Regions from separate parts of the Mus musculus genome. Here region 1 is linked to region 2. The links are chromatin loops, found by intact Hi-C in ENCODE. Cell type or tissue: left cerebral cortex. All regions are shown on one strand.

What was found. A loop is a pair of places that touch in the nucleus more often than their neighbours do. Peaks named below come from ENCODE experiments on the same cell type or tissue, not always from the same donor. Only the 100,000 strongest peaks of a DNase experiment are listed, where the experiment ranks them.
Region 1: a loop joins it to region 2, with 3 times the contacts of the local background. A loop is called at or near these places in 18 of 42 quality-filtered maps.

What each region holds. Positions count from the first base shown.
Region 1 is chr1:192,703,538-192,711,537 of GRCm38, forward strand. All of the region lies in intron 7 of Hhat (hedgehog acyltransferase), which reads right to left. Among named protein-coding and RNA genes, the nearest start is that of Gm22265, 38 kb to the right of the region's middle. In left cerebral cortex, no CTCF peak of the experiment used is centred here; no DNase peak of the experiment used is centred here.
Region 2 is chr1:192,594,356-192,602,355 of GRCm38, forward strand. Hhat (hedgehog acyltransferase) reads right to left here. Exons shown (of 12, transcript NM_144881.4): 10 at 532-733. Among named protein-coding and RNA genes, the nearest start is that of Gm31011, 82 kb to the left of the region's middle. In left cerebral cortex, a CTCF peak has its summit at 4,256 (motif pointing left); DNase peaks (open chromatin) are centred at 1,270, 3,067, 4,226 and 4,701; H3K27ac peaks cover 295 bases.

The DNA.
Region 1 (8,000 bases), 110 kb after region 2:
GGTCAAATAGTGTGATGTCAGTCAAGGCTTGGGCAGAGATGCTTCTCAGCTCTACCAGCTAAACCACGCAAGAATGCCATATGTAATTAGCCAACAGCTGGCATACGTCACGAAGGAGAGTCAAGAGGGGAATAAAATAGATCCAAATTGGACAAGTCAGTTTGTCACTGTCTGAAAATGACATTACCTTAGCTGCAGAGGTCAAGAACCACAAAAATTGAACAACAACAACAAAAGAACCTGGTAAAACCAGTCATCAAATTCAGAAGGCTATATGGACAAAAAACCCCAACACACAGGGCTGGGCACACAGCACAGCACAGCACCAGAGTGCTTGCCCATCACACATGGGGCCCTCCATTCAGTTCCCATGTGCACGCCAGTTACACTCATCAACGATATGTTATCAGAATAAAAATCAAGAAATCAACAACATTTACAATAGCTACAAAAAAAATAAGTTTTACCTAAGTCATAAAAGACTTTGACCATAAAAACTATAAAACAGTATGAATTAAACTCAAGAGTGAGGGAAAGGAAGGAAAGGGAGAGAACATGAAGGGGAAGAGAGGGACGGAGGGAGGCAGAGAGGGACGGAGGGAAGGGCAGAAAGCTATCCCATTTTCAAGGACTAGAAGAATCAATATTGTTACAATGCCTATACTACCCAAAGTAAGGCTCAGTGTACTTTCTATCAAAATACCAATGGAATTGTTCACATAGCTAGAAAAATATATATAATTTGTTTGGAAGTAAAAAGCACTCCAAATAGCCATCATGGTGAAAGATGAACAATTTAGAAGGCATCATACTCTCTGGCTTCAAAACATACTACAAAGCTACAACCCTCCAAAGAACATGGCATTACATAAGACAGACACAGAGACCAGTGGACTAACTGGTCCTTTACCAAGGTACTAGGAATACACAGTGGGAAATGGCAATCCTCTCAACAAATGGTACCTGGAAAACTAGATATTCTCCTGGAGAATTAAATTAGATATGTATCACTCATTAAATTCATGAACTCAAACGCAGACAAGGCTTAACTGTTAGACATGGAAATTGTAGAAGAAAAAAAAAAACCACAGGAGAATTTCTTCACGATGTTGAGATCATTATGGAGACAAGACCCCAAAATACAGGAAGCAAATGCTCAAACAGACATACAGGATTACACCAGGATAAACACTTCTGCTCAATAAAGAAAACAGTGATCTAGCCAAAGAGACAACCTACAGAAAGAGAAAATGTTTACAGACTGTCCATCTGACCAGATTACATGGAGAATTCCAAGAACTCAGTAACAAAAAAGACAAACCAGCTAACAGTAAACATTAAACTGAAGCAGACATCTCTCAAAGAAGAGATGCAGGTGGCCCCTGGGTGTGCGGGAGACATTAGCACTGGTAAGCATCTTAGGACTGCAGATCACAACTAGAGTGCTACCACTCCACTCTAGAAAGAATGGCCGTGATCCCAAACAGAGATGGACAGTTGCATGTGCTGGAGAAAAGGGAACTCATGTGCCTGGCTGATGAGAGCGAAAACTTCCGCAGCATTACGGAACAACACAAGTTCCCCGCACAGCTGAGAGCAGAGGTAGCATGACTGGGAAATCCCACTCCTGACACTAAATCCAAAGGAAACCAAGGAGATATGCACATCCAGTGTTCACTGCAGAGCCGCTGACACCACTCAGAAATGGAGAAGAGCCAAGAGCCCAAAGGTGGGAGCATGGGTAAGAAAAACAAAACATGGAGTGTGTGCACCATGGAATGCTGTTCACCCCAGAAGATCAAGCCCCGACACTTGTAACATGAGTTACACAGGCGGTCCTATGTTAAAGAAAATGAAAGTGCACAGGAAGACAAACGCAAGCCCTCATCACATGCAGGAAGACAAACCTAAAGAAATAATATACATCTAAAGATATATTTATGTTTAGCCTGATTTAAATACCATACCATATATACATGTATCAAAACAGTCCAGCAACTTACCGACACATGTAAGCTTATGTTTTTATATATCAGTTTAATAATCTAAGCATTAAAAAGATAGCCCCTACTCCTAGTATGGCTGTAGGTATTCTATGTAATAATCTATAGACATTATTTATGACGCGTTACTGACGAAGCAAACTGTGGCCAGCAGCTGACCTTCGGTGCCTGAAAAGAAGGCTGCTCCCAGGAACCAGCTGCATCTGTCCAGTGAGCAGTTTACAAAGCTCCTAAGTCTGTTTCTAAGAAATGTTGATGCAGATGATGACAAGACACCCTCACCCATAACTTCCGCTTTCCACATTTTCAGAGGGAAAATCCAGAAATAAAGAACTCAGGAGATATAAGCTGCATGCTACCCTAAGCTTCACGTGGAATCTTAGGCCACCTACTTCATCCTGCCTGAGTTGCCAATTACTTCTTTATCCCATGTATTCAAGCCACTACCCACACATTACTCCCTTCCCCTGTCTGGTTAACTGATTGAATCCCGTGGTATCACAAACTTTGCAAATAATATTAAATGCTAGCAAACCTTCATCACAATGTCCCATCATCCACCTCCTTAGGCCACCTCACAATGTGACAAAGGAATTCACTACAATAAGATACTTTGAGAGAGAGAGAGAGACCACATTTGCATAGTATTAATTGCACTAAATTGTTTGTATATACATGTATGTGTGAGTTTATGTCCCTCTATGTGTGTGTATGCATGCGTACATGCATGTGTGTGCATGCACATACCTGCATAGAGCACATACATCAATATCAAGTGTATTCCACAAGAATTCTTCCCTGTATTTTCTGAGACAGAATCTATCACTGAACCTGGCCCTTGCTGATTTGGCCTGATGGATGGGCCAGTAGCCCAAGAGGGTCTCCTCTCTCCATCTTCTAGTGCTGAGGTTGCAACTGCACACTACTAATCCAAGGGGATCAAACTCAGGTTTTGTTTCCATGCTTACACAGCAAGCATTTCACCAACTGAGCCAGCTAGCCAGCTCCCCAGCTCCCCAGCTCCCACACTGGGCTATACTGTTCTAAATGTTCACTGTCAGTCTCTTGGTGAGCCTAATTTGTAAACGAGCCTTTATGATAGGCATGTACATTCAGGGGGGAAAAAAGCATGCTATAGATAGTAGTTAGTACTATCCAAGGTTTCCAGTATTCATTGGCATCTTGACACGCCCCTCCTGGATATTTACTTATCTAGCATGATCGAAGAATGAAAAAGGGAAGGAAAATATAAGACAGAAGAGCTGAAGGTGCCATCAGGGTTTCCAGGGTCGAGAATATTAACACAAGTGCTTTGGAAGGGAAAAGGGCAGACTCCATAGCTCCAGAGCGATGATAGGGACAGACAACCTGCTCCCTAATCCCTGATGAGTGCAGGTCCCCAGAGAACAGTAAGCCAGGCTGTGTCCTAAGAGGCTTGGCAGCCAAGCAGAAGAGACAAAGCAGGAGCCTAGAGATCTCCTGGTGGATGTTGGAGCTACTTCAGTAGGGCCCAGACAATCCTGCCCCAGAACTCACACATCTGACTAACTACTGACATATGAAGGCACACAAAACAGGGAGGGAGAAAAGAAATACATAAGAATAAAAACCACTCAAGTCAAGTCATTGGCTGTGACAAAGGGAAAGGCCCAAGGACCTGCAACTCTGTTGGTCTTATATAGGTCTTAAGCTACAGGACAGATAAACACTTGCAGCATCTTCTTTATTACAACTTACAAGTTTCATGTGCACGTGTGTGCGTGTGTGCACTCGCATGCGTGTATGCATGTGCTTGTGTGTAAGGTCTATCACCTCCATTTCTAGGGCAAGTTTCTGAGCACACTTGGCCTTAATAACAGCTGTTTGGAAGCTGGAGAGATGTCTCAGCCATTAGGACCACTTGCTGCTCTTACAGGGCGATGAATTCAGTTCCCAGCACCACATGGAACCTCACAGCCATCTTTAACTCCACTCTGGCAGTTCTGATCTCCTTTTGGCCTCTTCTGTATATACTCACATATGCATACATGTAATTTAAAATAAACCTTTTAAAAATTAAGATTCTATTCAGTAGTGGTACCCAGCAGCCGTCAGAGGAGAGGAATCTACCACCTGAGCCACCTGACTTACCAGACTAAGGTCCAGTTCCCGGGAGGACATGGAGCCTGAGCCTGTATGTAATGGGCCAGAAGGCAGGGCAACCAAGTAGTATTTAACGCCAAAGGAAGCTAGTGTATGCAGGGAAAAGCAAACACAGAGAAACTGTCTGGAGGTCCTCACCAAGCCAGCCTCAAAGAACAGAAGTGTGAGAGGAACAAGAGAGGTGCAGGTACAAGGGGTGCCTGAGAGCAGCTGCCCCTTCCTGACTTGACTCAAGCTCCCAGCTCAGTGAAGTCAAGACACTCAGAGACCCTTCACCTAGAAAAGAGACAGATGGGAAAAGAGGACAAACAGGACCTCAGCCACCAAGAACCCAAGCTCAGAAGCCTGTGGGCCACCCCAAAGGAAGATCTAGGCCAAGGTCAAGAAGGTCAGTTGGGCCTCATGATGTCTCTATGCTGAACAGGACTTCAGCAGCTGGTCTAACCCTTCAAGATCTGCTGTCACTCTCCTCACGTGGCAGGAGAAGGTGATGAAACAAGCCCTCTATTCTCAGCAGCTACAAAACAAATTTCTCCCAGGTAATTGTATCTTCCGCTAAGATACCTCTAACCCTCTGGCTAATTCTCTCAGGGTCAAAGGAACAAAATTAACTCAGAGGAGTGTTGACTCTCAGCCGCTTACATTCTCGGACACTTTAAATGTGGGGAAATTGAATTCTAAAATGTTTCCTCTTAGAAGGTTTAAATGACCAGTTTCTCTTTTCAAAGAATGGGTATCCTGCCGAGGAGAGAGTTACCTCCATAGAACAGTCAATCCTGTCTGCTCACCCCCTTTATCAACTACCTTTACCATTACACATCACGCAGAACATCAAACTGTGTCCAGTGAAAGCAAAGAAGACTCAACAAAACCTTTCTTAAGCACCGTGTATTCCGAAGCACTTTAACACGGGGAAATATTAACACAAAACCCCTGAGCACAGCAGTAAACAAAACAGGCATGCTGAATTAGGAGTTTAGGGCAATAAATGTTATTTCCCATCTTCATCATGGCACAACTACAATCTACTGACATCAGCTCATACCCAGTCCAGAATATACCCATTAAGAAGACCCCACAGGGCTGGATGTGGTAACACACACCTTTAATTCCAGCACCCAAGAAACAGAGGCAGGAAGATCTCTGTGGATTCAAGGTGAGCCTGGTCTACAGAGAGAGTGGAGGACAGCCAGAGCTACACAGAGAAACCCTGCCTCAAAAATAAATTAATTCATTCATAAATAATAAAAAGACCCCATAGAGGGCTGGAGAGGCAGCTCAGTGGTTTAGAGCATTTGTTGCTCTTGCAGGGGACCCAGGTTCAGTTTTCAGCACCCACATCTGACAGGTCCTGACACTGTCTTCTGTCCCCCCACAGGGTCAGCACACTCACCCATGGCATGTATATAGGCAACACACACGCACACACACACACACACACACACACACACGCACACACACACATGCATTTAGAAGGAGGAAGAGGGCATCACTCTCCTCCTAAACACACCTGTGTTTCTATCGCAGCTCACTCAATCTTCCCCCAAGGAGCTTCTTATTGCAGAAAACAGCAATTAGCGCAGAGACGCATACCTGGCTGCAGCCTGAGAAGAAAGGCTGTAAATGGGACATCTACATCATTCCTTCTGAGGTTTGGAGAACACCACAGAAGAGGGAGCAGAAAGAATCTAAGAGCTGGGGGAAGGGTGCTATAAAGGATGTCTTCTGCACACGGCACGGCCACTGAACTCACAAACTCACCTGAGCTCTGGTTGCTTGCATAAGACCTGCACAAGACTGAACCCATCAACGTTCCAACATAGAAGGGGCTGCAAGACCCCACTCCTCCCTGAGGGACCGTCAACGGCTGCTGGGGCATGGGGTCCTTTTCCTCAGCTGTGTACCCACTAATATGTGGTTGGTGCTCTGGTAAACAAGCCCCTACCCTTACTCGTACAAGCAACCCCAGTTAAACTCAGTGGGACACACACGACGTGAAAGCATGGTGGGGACTTGTTGGAAAGAAAGGAGTGTGGGCAAGAGAGGGTAAGGGGGATAAAAATGATCAAAATTCACTACATGCATGTATGAGACTGTTGTCTTAGTCAGGGTTTCTATTCCTGCACAAACATCATGACCAAGGAGCAAACTGGAAAGGAAAGGGTTTATTCAGTTTACACTTCCACATTGCTGTTCATCACCAAAGGAAGTCAGGACTAGAACTCAAGCAGGTCAGGAAGCAGGAGCTGATGCAGTGGCCATGAAGGGATGTTACCTACTGGTTTGCTTCCCCTGGCTTGCTCAGCTTGCTCTCTTATTGAACCCAAGGCTACCAGCCCAGGGATGGTCCCACCCACAATGGATTGGGCCCTCCCACTTTGATCACTAATTGAGAAAATGTCTTACAGCTGGATCTCATGGAGGCATTTCCTCAAGAGAGGCTCCTTTCTCTGTGATAACTCCAGCTTGTGTCAAGTTGACACACAAACCAGCCAGTACAACTGTCATTTTTTAAATTTTAATTAAAAGAAAAGATCTCACAAAATAACAGGACACACACCCAGCCAAGCAAGCCTCTGGGAGATAATGTGGGACAAGAAGAGAGTTGTGCACACAGCCAAGTATGCTGAGACTCTGAAAAGTAAATTTTCAACTGAAGCTTTGCCCAGGAGAGGTGATGTGCAAAATCTATGGCAAAAGAACTGAAAATGTGCAAAATGAACGGATTCTATTGTGTATCCTTCACGGAAGCAAGACTTCTTCCACAAAGGGAAATATCTTCCCAGCATAGCTGATAACTTCAGACATCCCATTTCAATTCTGCTTAAAGGGAAGATTTGCCTATTTCATATGTCTAAGAAATTATCTGTAATCCAGGTCTCTAGGGCTCAAGCAACAAAAACCATGACGTCCTGAGGGCTGTTGGGGGAAGGGGAGATGGTAGCAGGGACTAGCTGGTGTTAGGTGGAAACCAATACCCCTTCCAATGACATGTCAGGAGGGCATCTCTTCTGATCTGCAAGCGTGCACTATGAAATTACCCTCTCACCACATGGAATAGCCATAGCTGACCAGCCAAGCTACTCGGTAGTAAATTCCAGAGAACCTTTATGTTCACACTGCAGTAATCTTAAATAACCTTAAGATTCTAATCCAAAGAGAGAATGTATATAAAAAATAAATTCAGCCATATCTTAACAAGCCTTTAAGTGTTCAACATTTCAAAAGGACGGAAGAGGAAAGGGGCCTGTGCTGTCTGCCGAACATTTGTGTCCTCGTTTTTTTTTTTTTTTTTTCAAAACAACTATCAAGTGTCTCCCTTCTCAAGATGTCACAGAGTTAGCAAGAGCAAGTGGATGTCTTTGAGGCATTCCACTCTGATGGGCACACAGATAGCACAACCCTGAGCCACCAAACCCTGGACAGTTCGCCCATAGGAGACAGGTGTGTCTCCGCTCCACCCACACCAGTGCACAGGTAAGGCCTTGAAAGAGGTGCCAGTACACCCCAGGCATTTTGCTTCCTCTGTCACTAAGAACTGGACTCCCTCTTGTCCACCCTTAAACACTCTGCCAAAGCTCCTTTCTCACAATGCCCCCTCCTGTCTTGAATGCCTGGATCTATCATGCATTCACTATGAGACACTGTTCAATAACAACCTCAAGAAACGGGTTTTTGGAGCTCTTCTCAAGAAAAGCCAGACGCTGCCTCCTTTGCTCCCCTTGATCTCAGGCTATGCCAAACCGAATGGTTCCAGTTGGCCATTCTGTGCCTTCCTAAAAGAGTGGAGTTCAGAAGAAAACAGGCATGTCTTCTGGAGATACTATTGGAGTACTGTGGACAAATGTCAGGGTC
Region 2 (8,000 bases):
AAAACCTGTAACCTGACAGCTCTATTCAGGAGAACTCATCCCGATTATGATATCTACGTAAATACAATATAATGAAACAATTAACAATAGATTAATTAAACAAATCACAAGTTTACTAAACCTTTTGACACTGATCTGCCTGCTTAGCGGGGCTTAAACACCACCATAGCTTTTACTGAAAATGGCTGAGTGTGCACACACAAACAGAACATACTTAGAAGAATGAGCTTTGATGTGAATTTTGTTAATTTACTCATCTGGATTTTGTAATTTTTCTATAATAAATGCCTAGGCCTTTACAGGTACAATATTCATTCATCAATCTGACCAACCGTTCATGTAAACAGTGATTGGTTTTGAAGCCTTCTCCACCCTGCCCCCAGTCATACTTCCTAAAGCTATACACACTTTGAAAATGTCTGGCAAAAACAGTTCATATTTGAGTGAATCTGGTGACCGCTACCCATCTCAAACTAGTCCCTCCTTGCTCAGCTGTCCCCTACCACACAGGCAATGATGGATCATGCTTACCAAAGTCTCCCGGACACAGGGTGTCTCTAGCAGCCTCCGGACCCCACTCTCCACAGTGACTCCCAGCCAGTTGAGCGCTGCCCAGCACCAGAGGTCCTCATAGCTACCATGCCAGTAGCTCACGAACGCAAACGTTGTTGCAGTAGAAAGCAGTGTCCCCAACAGGCCATGCTGGGACCCGCCCAGTGGGATGTACACATACCTGCAGAAAAAAAAGAGGCTGTGAGAAGCTATGCTGAAGAGGGAAGGGTTGCACCTGCCTCTCCCTGCTCTCCCTCTTGACTCTAATACCAACATTATCATTGACAGAACGAAAAATCCCACTTCCAGGAAGCTGTAGACATCCTGAGAACTAACTCTCCACTTCACTCATTGTTGACAAACCCACAAACCTCCACAGGGAGTGGCTTTAGGTTAAATGAACATACACACCAAGGAGCCCTCATCACGACAAAATTCATTTACAAGAGGTGAGAGGGGCAGCAATAACTTTAGAGCTTCTGAACAGATGCACCCAGCTCTTGAGCCCATCACAGGGTGCCAACCAGGCCGCTTGCATTGTAAGGATGATGACCATCATGGCCAGAATGCCTTTCACAGTGCAGACTACTAAGCTTATAGTAAAACCATTGTTTAAACTCAGTTGCTAAAAGCAGGCCCTTCCATGGTAGGAGTGGGGTGCATAAGTAGGGTAACAGGGCTGATTCCTGATTCCCAGGCAAGTGGCCCAGATGGAGAGGAGCTCTGGACTCACAGGAGTGCAGGACCACACCCCCTCACCGTCTGCCCCAATGCACAGAGTCCTCAGATACTTCTCCATCCCTGAGTGAGTAATGCCCAGGACTATGAGAGTCCACAAGTCTGTGAGCACGCCCTCCTCACGGGGTTTAAAGCCCACAGGCCTTGGTTCTTTCTGGTCAGATTCTATTTGTCCTCCTTCTATCCAGGAAGGGACACAAGACCTTTTATCTGAAGACATGATGTCTTCTGAGACACTTTACAAGTATCCTTTTACTTGATTCTTTGAAGTGCTGTGTGGTTCACACCTGCCATCCCAGAATCCCTAATGGTTGTTTGTACTTGCTTACTGTGGAAAAAGCTTTATTTAAAAATACATTTTTTTATATAGAACTGCTTCTCAGAAGAAGCCAAAAATAAATAAAATTAATCAGATCAGAAAATAAATGACAAAACTTTGTAAGTATTTTTATTTGAAATAATTTAAACAATGAATAAAATTAAGCATATTATTGAGTGGAGATTCACTAGATATGTACATTGTGCAACGACATCGGCCCCTCAAATTCTTGTTTCCAAAATCCCGAGGCTAGAACTCAAGACCTTGTGCATGCTGGGAAAGTGTGCCACCATATCCCGGTCCCCCTCCAACTTTTGTTTTTCCTTATGGTAAAAACATTTCAGTATCATTTCTCCGAGCATATCTAAAGACACACATGCTACTGTCTTCAGTAGTCACTGTCAGGTCCCCAAAACAAGCCTCACTCAGTACCTGTGGCTCCTCCCAGCTTCTCTCCCCACCCCCTACCCTCAACATCTTCCTCCTGGGGGCTTCCAACCCCTCGCTTCTGATTCCTCTGTAACTCAGCCATTTTCACCACATGCCTTCTTGGTTGTCATGTGCTCTCTTGATCCTCTTGCCCTGTCTCCTCTTTCTTCTCTTCCCCTCCCTACTCCCACCCTCTCTCCTGTCATGGCCAGGTCTGTTCTGCTGGCCATGCTCAGTCTGGCCATTCTCTCCCTTCTTCTCAACCATACTGTGGAGCAGTCATGACCTCACTTCATTTAGTCATTTCCTGTATACCACGGCTAACTGAGATTGGCTGACTGACTGCTGACTGGCAAGGACTACCTGTGGCTGTACCTGAGGTCTAGGTTTCACTTTACCACTAAGCTGCATGCAAATTCTTCCCCACAAAGGCTTTCCCTGTACCCCAGCTTCACCTTGGTGCTCTTGCTTGACTGGCCTGCACCACCTAGTTGAGAGGTCAGTTTAGAGCAAATCCCTCCCTGCCCCATCGATCACCCTTGATATCCTAATTCCTTTCCCCTCCACCAGATACCTTAGTCAGGCAAGAACTACATTAAGTTGGAGACTGGGGTGGTGGCTCAGTGGGCAAAGCACTTGCAAGGCAAGCACAGGGACCTGAGTTTGATTCCCAGGACACTCTCTTCCCCCAAAAGTTTAATTTCAAGGACAAGTGTAATGCCAGGGCCAGTGAGGTAGAGAAGGGGCTGTGGCTTGTTGCTCTCATCTACCCAATGAGCTCAGTCCAGGGAGACACCTGTCTCTAAAGCATGGTGACAGCACCTGAGACATGACACTGACGTCATCCTCTGGCCTCCATGTGTCTACACATGGATAGGTACACAAAGAATCCCACTAGATCTATCTACCAGAGTCTCCCTAAATCCCAGTGTTTCTCCAGTAATTTTCCACTCAGTGAGCACGTGCTCCGTGAGTGTAGGTCTTCTCCACCCCTGATGTGTTCGCAATGGGTTTTCTACAGAGCCCTTGCTCCATCCTCCACATCACAGTACTCTCTGCACAGAAGGTATGCCTAGCACTTTAGCGCTTTTATACTCTCTCTCACTCTGTAATATCTGTAATTCCTCTCGCTCTCAAATGAAGCATACCATCACCCTAGCTAACCCCATTTTAGGAGTGAGGAAACAGAGGCTCAGAAGTTAGTCTGGTCAAGAGATGCATCGAGGAGGAGAAAGGCCAAGATATAGCCTAACTAGCATCACCAAAGCTAATGTTTTTCCTTGTATCCAAGGCTCATTCCCTTTGCCTTTCTTCCTAGTCAGAAAGAACACTGGAGCCACTTTACAATGGAGCAACTTCAGAAACATGTGGAAGATAAATCCATCCCAGGCATCAAATTAGGAATGATGTACCTATACATATATAGGTGCCTATATATTAGGTGCCTATACATTAGGCACCTATACATTAGATGGCTATATATTAAGGCATATTCCTGAAGTGGATGAAGATGGCTCTGTTGCGAGCATAGGACCTAAATTTAAGGACCTAAATCCAATTCCTAGACTGAGAAACTAAAATAAAAGCCGAGACAGGTGGATCGATGGAAAGCACCTCTGGACTAATGAGTAAACTCCTGGAAACGGGGAGACCATGCCTCAAAAACATAAACAAAAACATGGCCGGTGCCTGAGAAACAGCATCCAACACCATCCTCTGGCTTGTCTACATACAACCCTATACATGCATATGCACACACACTCACACACACACATGTATGCATATGTAAGTCTGTTTATATATGTGCACACACACTCACACACACACACACACATGCATGCATATGTAAGTCTGTTTACACATGTGCACATACAATCCTGTATATACATGTGTTCCTTCTGCTTCTTTAAGGCATATTCCTAAAGATTCTTCTGCAGAAATATGTCCTGCCTGGCTGTGAAACCGTGGCTGGTCTTGCTGTGAGGCCTCATGCCATGGTGCCAGGTCCGCAGGAAGACTTGACAGAGTGGGAGGGAAGGCAATTAGGAAAGAAAGTGGGATATGAGAGACTGGACCAGTGTGTCCCACTTCAGTGTGGCTTGAGAGGAAAGGGCTGGGTGCTGCTGAAGGGACACCTCCAAGGAGTGTGCAGCAAGCCTGAGAGCCTGCAGGGGCACAGGTCTTACTTGGAGCTCGGCTGCCCCCTAGAGGCTTCTTGGTTATCAGTGTGCACTACTCAGGGATTTGGGATTTGGGCTGGAACTTCTGTGGCCTCTTACCCTGCACATCATGATCATCTTCAGTAACACTGAGAATGACTGTGGTTAAAGGAAATATCACAGTATTTGCAGACTTGTTCACATGATAAGGCTGTATGCACTAAAGAAAAATGAGCTGCAGAAGTCAGAAAATCCAGTACAGAATAAAAGCCTGCCATGCCTCTCACCAGTGAGACATGGCATTGGGTCCCGTCTGCAAGCTCTGGATGCCGCAACAGCCACCTAACAGCCACCCCTTCATCACATGTAGCTATTTTAAACCATAAGATCTTACTTTGCTTTCAAAAATGACAGCTGACCAAAAACAGTCTCTGAAAATTCTTTAAATACCAGAAATTAAGCTGCTTTGTTCCAAACCAGAAGAGGGGTGAGCCTTCACTCTTCACTCTGGAAGACAGTAGGTTTGGAAGAAGAGGGAATAGAAGATCTCTCTTCAATGCATCTGCCAGCCTGGTTCTGTGGTTACTAAGAACACAGGTGTGTCTGCCTCAGAAAAGCAGTCACATGAGGCACTCTGGTGAGCTGCACAGCCACTCACCTCCTGGTGAAACCCCACTGAGCACAGCAAGACAAAGATTTCTTCTGGTGGGGACACTGAGACCAAGTCAGCAGGAGCCTCATCTTGCCTGGCTACTTGGGTGGTCCCTGTCTGCATCTCTGCAGGCCTCGATTCTACATCTTGCAGAATCTACACAATGTGGACCCCCCCCCCCCCCACAGAGGAAGCTGCGTGCAATAGGTAGACAGCATTCACGATGTCTGCCCCTGACTGGGTGCCCTTGCCAGGTGCTCTCTGCATACTGTAGACAGTCATCAAGACAAGTTTCAGTGAAATAATGATGAAGCTTGTTTTGCCCCTGAGAGGTCCAAGTTAAATCTAGTGTGTTCCTGCGCCATTATCACAATGGGAGTCGTCCTTGTGGGAAAAGGTCTCCTTATTTGGTCAGATCTACAGATGGCATATCCACTAGTCTACAGTGAAAAGCCCAGCGGGCCACAAACTTGTGACAATCCTCCTGCCTCAGCTTCATCAGTGGTGATTACAACTATATGCCACTATGTATTGTCTTTTATTAACTAAAACCAGGTCATCTTGCTTTGGGCGAATAATGCTCCTTTATGAAGGTGTGCATCGATAAAACGATAGGATAACCCCAGAGGTCACCAAAACACATCAAAGCCACACTAGGGAAGGAAACCAAAGCAACATTCTCTCTGGTTAATTTGACCACAAACAAGCCCATGTTTCAGTTCCTCGCTTCTCCGCATGTGTCTGCCTATAGTTTGTGGTCACAGCTGATCTGTGGTCTGTCTGTTACATGCGTCTGAAACTGTGTTGTTAGTTTTGTCTGTGTGCTGTGCCTCTCCCTACCCATGGACTTTGCTCTGTATTTATGGAACAATACAGAAATCATGCTATGGGAATGAAATCGGGATTCTTTACAGAATCATCAACAGGGTTTTACAGGAAGAAGTTGCTTAACTGACCCTGAATAGCACTCAAGATTGCAACAGATATTATCAAGCTATACCCTGTGTTGTTTGCAATATTTAGGGTACAATTTGTTTTATGATTGCTTTTAATCTGTTGGCTGCTTTCAGCAAATGATCACTATAATACATATACACGCTTGGGTTAGGGCATGGAAGTGCACATAACTTAAGATTAAAGCTATGCATTAGCCGAGGTTGTAAAAGCTGATTGGGTGGGAAATCTAAGGCAAGCAAAGTTGGTTAAATTGTTCTCTTAAAGGCGAGGTAAATGTAAACAGGCTGAGTACACAGTAGGCTAGCAGGTTAATTACATAGTCTTATATGATCTCAAGACATATAATTAACCTGGCTTCAAGGTCCAACAAAGATCAGTCTCTTTGGGGTCAAGAGATTTTTCAGAACAATGTATCACTACAAACATGTTTGGACTGGTGAACTCCATTAGCTACTATTGAGTCAGGTCAGAGGTATAACATTGATTATTAGACAGACCAAATAATTATCTGCTACAGTGAACAAGCTTAGCACCCAGAAGATGTCAGATCAGTCAGAGGTAGGGCACAGGGAGTCAGTGGGAAGATGGGTAGGTGACTGTGAGCAGTTCCTGTGAAGGGGAGGGTAGTTTGACTCTACCTCCTCCATGGTCTCCACAAAGAATACTTCACAAACATGTCTGCAGCAGGGCCAGCGTAATGACTGTCCATGCAGGAAACCCGTTGATCTTAAATTCAGTCCATTTTCACCTTTCTCAGGAAGAGCCCTTCGAATTTTCTAACTTTCTCTTTAACCTAGAGAGTCACACAGAAGGTGCACTGATTTCTGAAAATGTCTTCAAAGGCAGGGCTCTTCTAGTATGGCTGCCATTTCAGCTAAATTCCAAGATCCCAACAGGGCTAAACAGGGAGGAAGTGTGAGCTTATGTGTGTGGCAGGGGGCATGTTTGTGTGTGTGTGTGTGTGTGTGTGTGTGTGTGTGTGTGTGTAAGAGTATGCGTTAACATTTCAGTGTTACATTACATAATGATGGTGTGCAAGTCAAATATCCATCCTACAGGACATAGATAAAGGTCTAGTGTTTATTCCTCACTATGAAGTGAAAGATTATTTATAAAGGGTTTTAAAGGAGGATACAAACAAAAAAAAGAACATAATTTGCTTTAATGTCTTTCCATTCAGTGCAGATCATAATGGAACTTTAATAACTAGGAAGCCACAGTTGGTTAATGGGCAACCATAGAGTTGATCATTTCCAGAAAGCAAGGAGAAGTCTATTGTAAAGCGGAGGGGATACTCCAGGCCTGGTGAATTTTCTGCTCCTTCACTGAAAGGTGTTGGGTAAAGATGGCTTATGCGGTTCTGAAAAGCTCCTAATAAGAATTCTATGTTCTGTCTCTCTGCAGAAAATTTTGGAAATTATAAAATAAAAACTAAAGTACCCGTAGTGGTGGTTCATACCTATAATCTTAGCAGGTGGGCGGCAGAGAGGCAGGAGGATTGCTGTGAGTTTGAGTAAAACCTTTTCTCAAAACAGCAAACTTAGTCAAGTTGCATCTTATCTATACGCTGGTAGCTCTGAGGACTGAAGTGCTATGCTCAGCACGGGTCTGTGCTTAAAGCTTAGAGAAACACTCAGCTTGGCCTTCAGAGTCCAAGACCCAGAGCTCATCCCTCCAGAGCTCTGCCTTCTTGGGGCAGAAAATGTCAAAAGGCTGCAAAGGCTAGCCCAGGGCAGCAGCAGAGTGCAGGACAAGGAGAGCGTGCTCAGGAGCCAGAGGCAAGGCCCCCAGTGGGACCATCTGCCTGTCTCAGGATCCCCAGGCCCGTTAGAAGCATGCTTCACTGCAGAGCCTCAGCCAGTGTGGACAGAGGGTACAGCCACCTTCTTCTATGTGAGTGTCTGTAGAGATCAGATGAGTTCTTAAAAGGATTCGGGAGGCATATGTTCCCTGCTTAGTTGTGGCAAGGACACTTAGAGATCTGGGCTGGGCTGCAAATGAGAGGACCGTAAGGCCAGGCAGATCTCAGGGATGTGTTCATATTGCATTGATGAGTAATGCCCCCTCCTACCTCACCCCTGCCCTGGTAACTCCCATTCTTCTCTCTGCTCTATATACTTCACTATGATGGCTCCCTTCCATAAATGGACCATGCAAGAGATACTGGACCTGTTGGCTTCTCTCAGCAGAACAC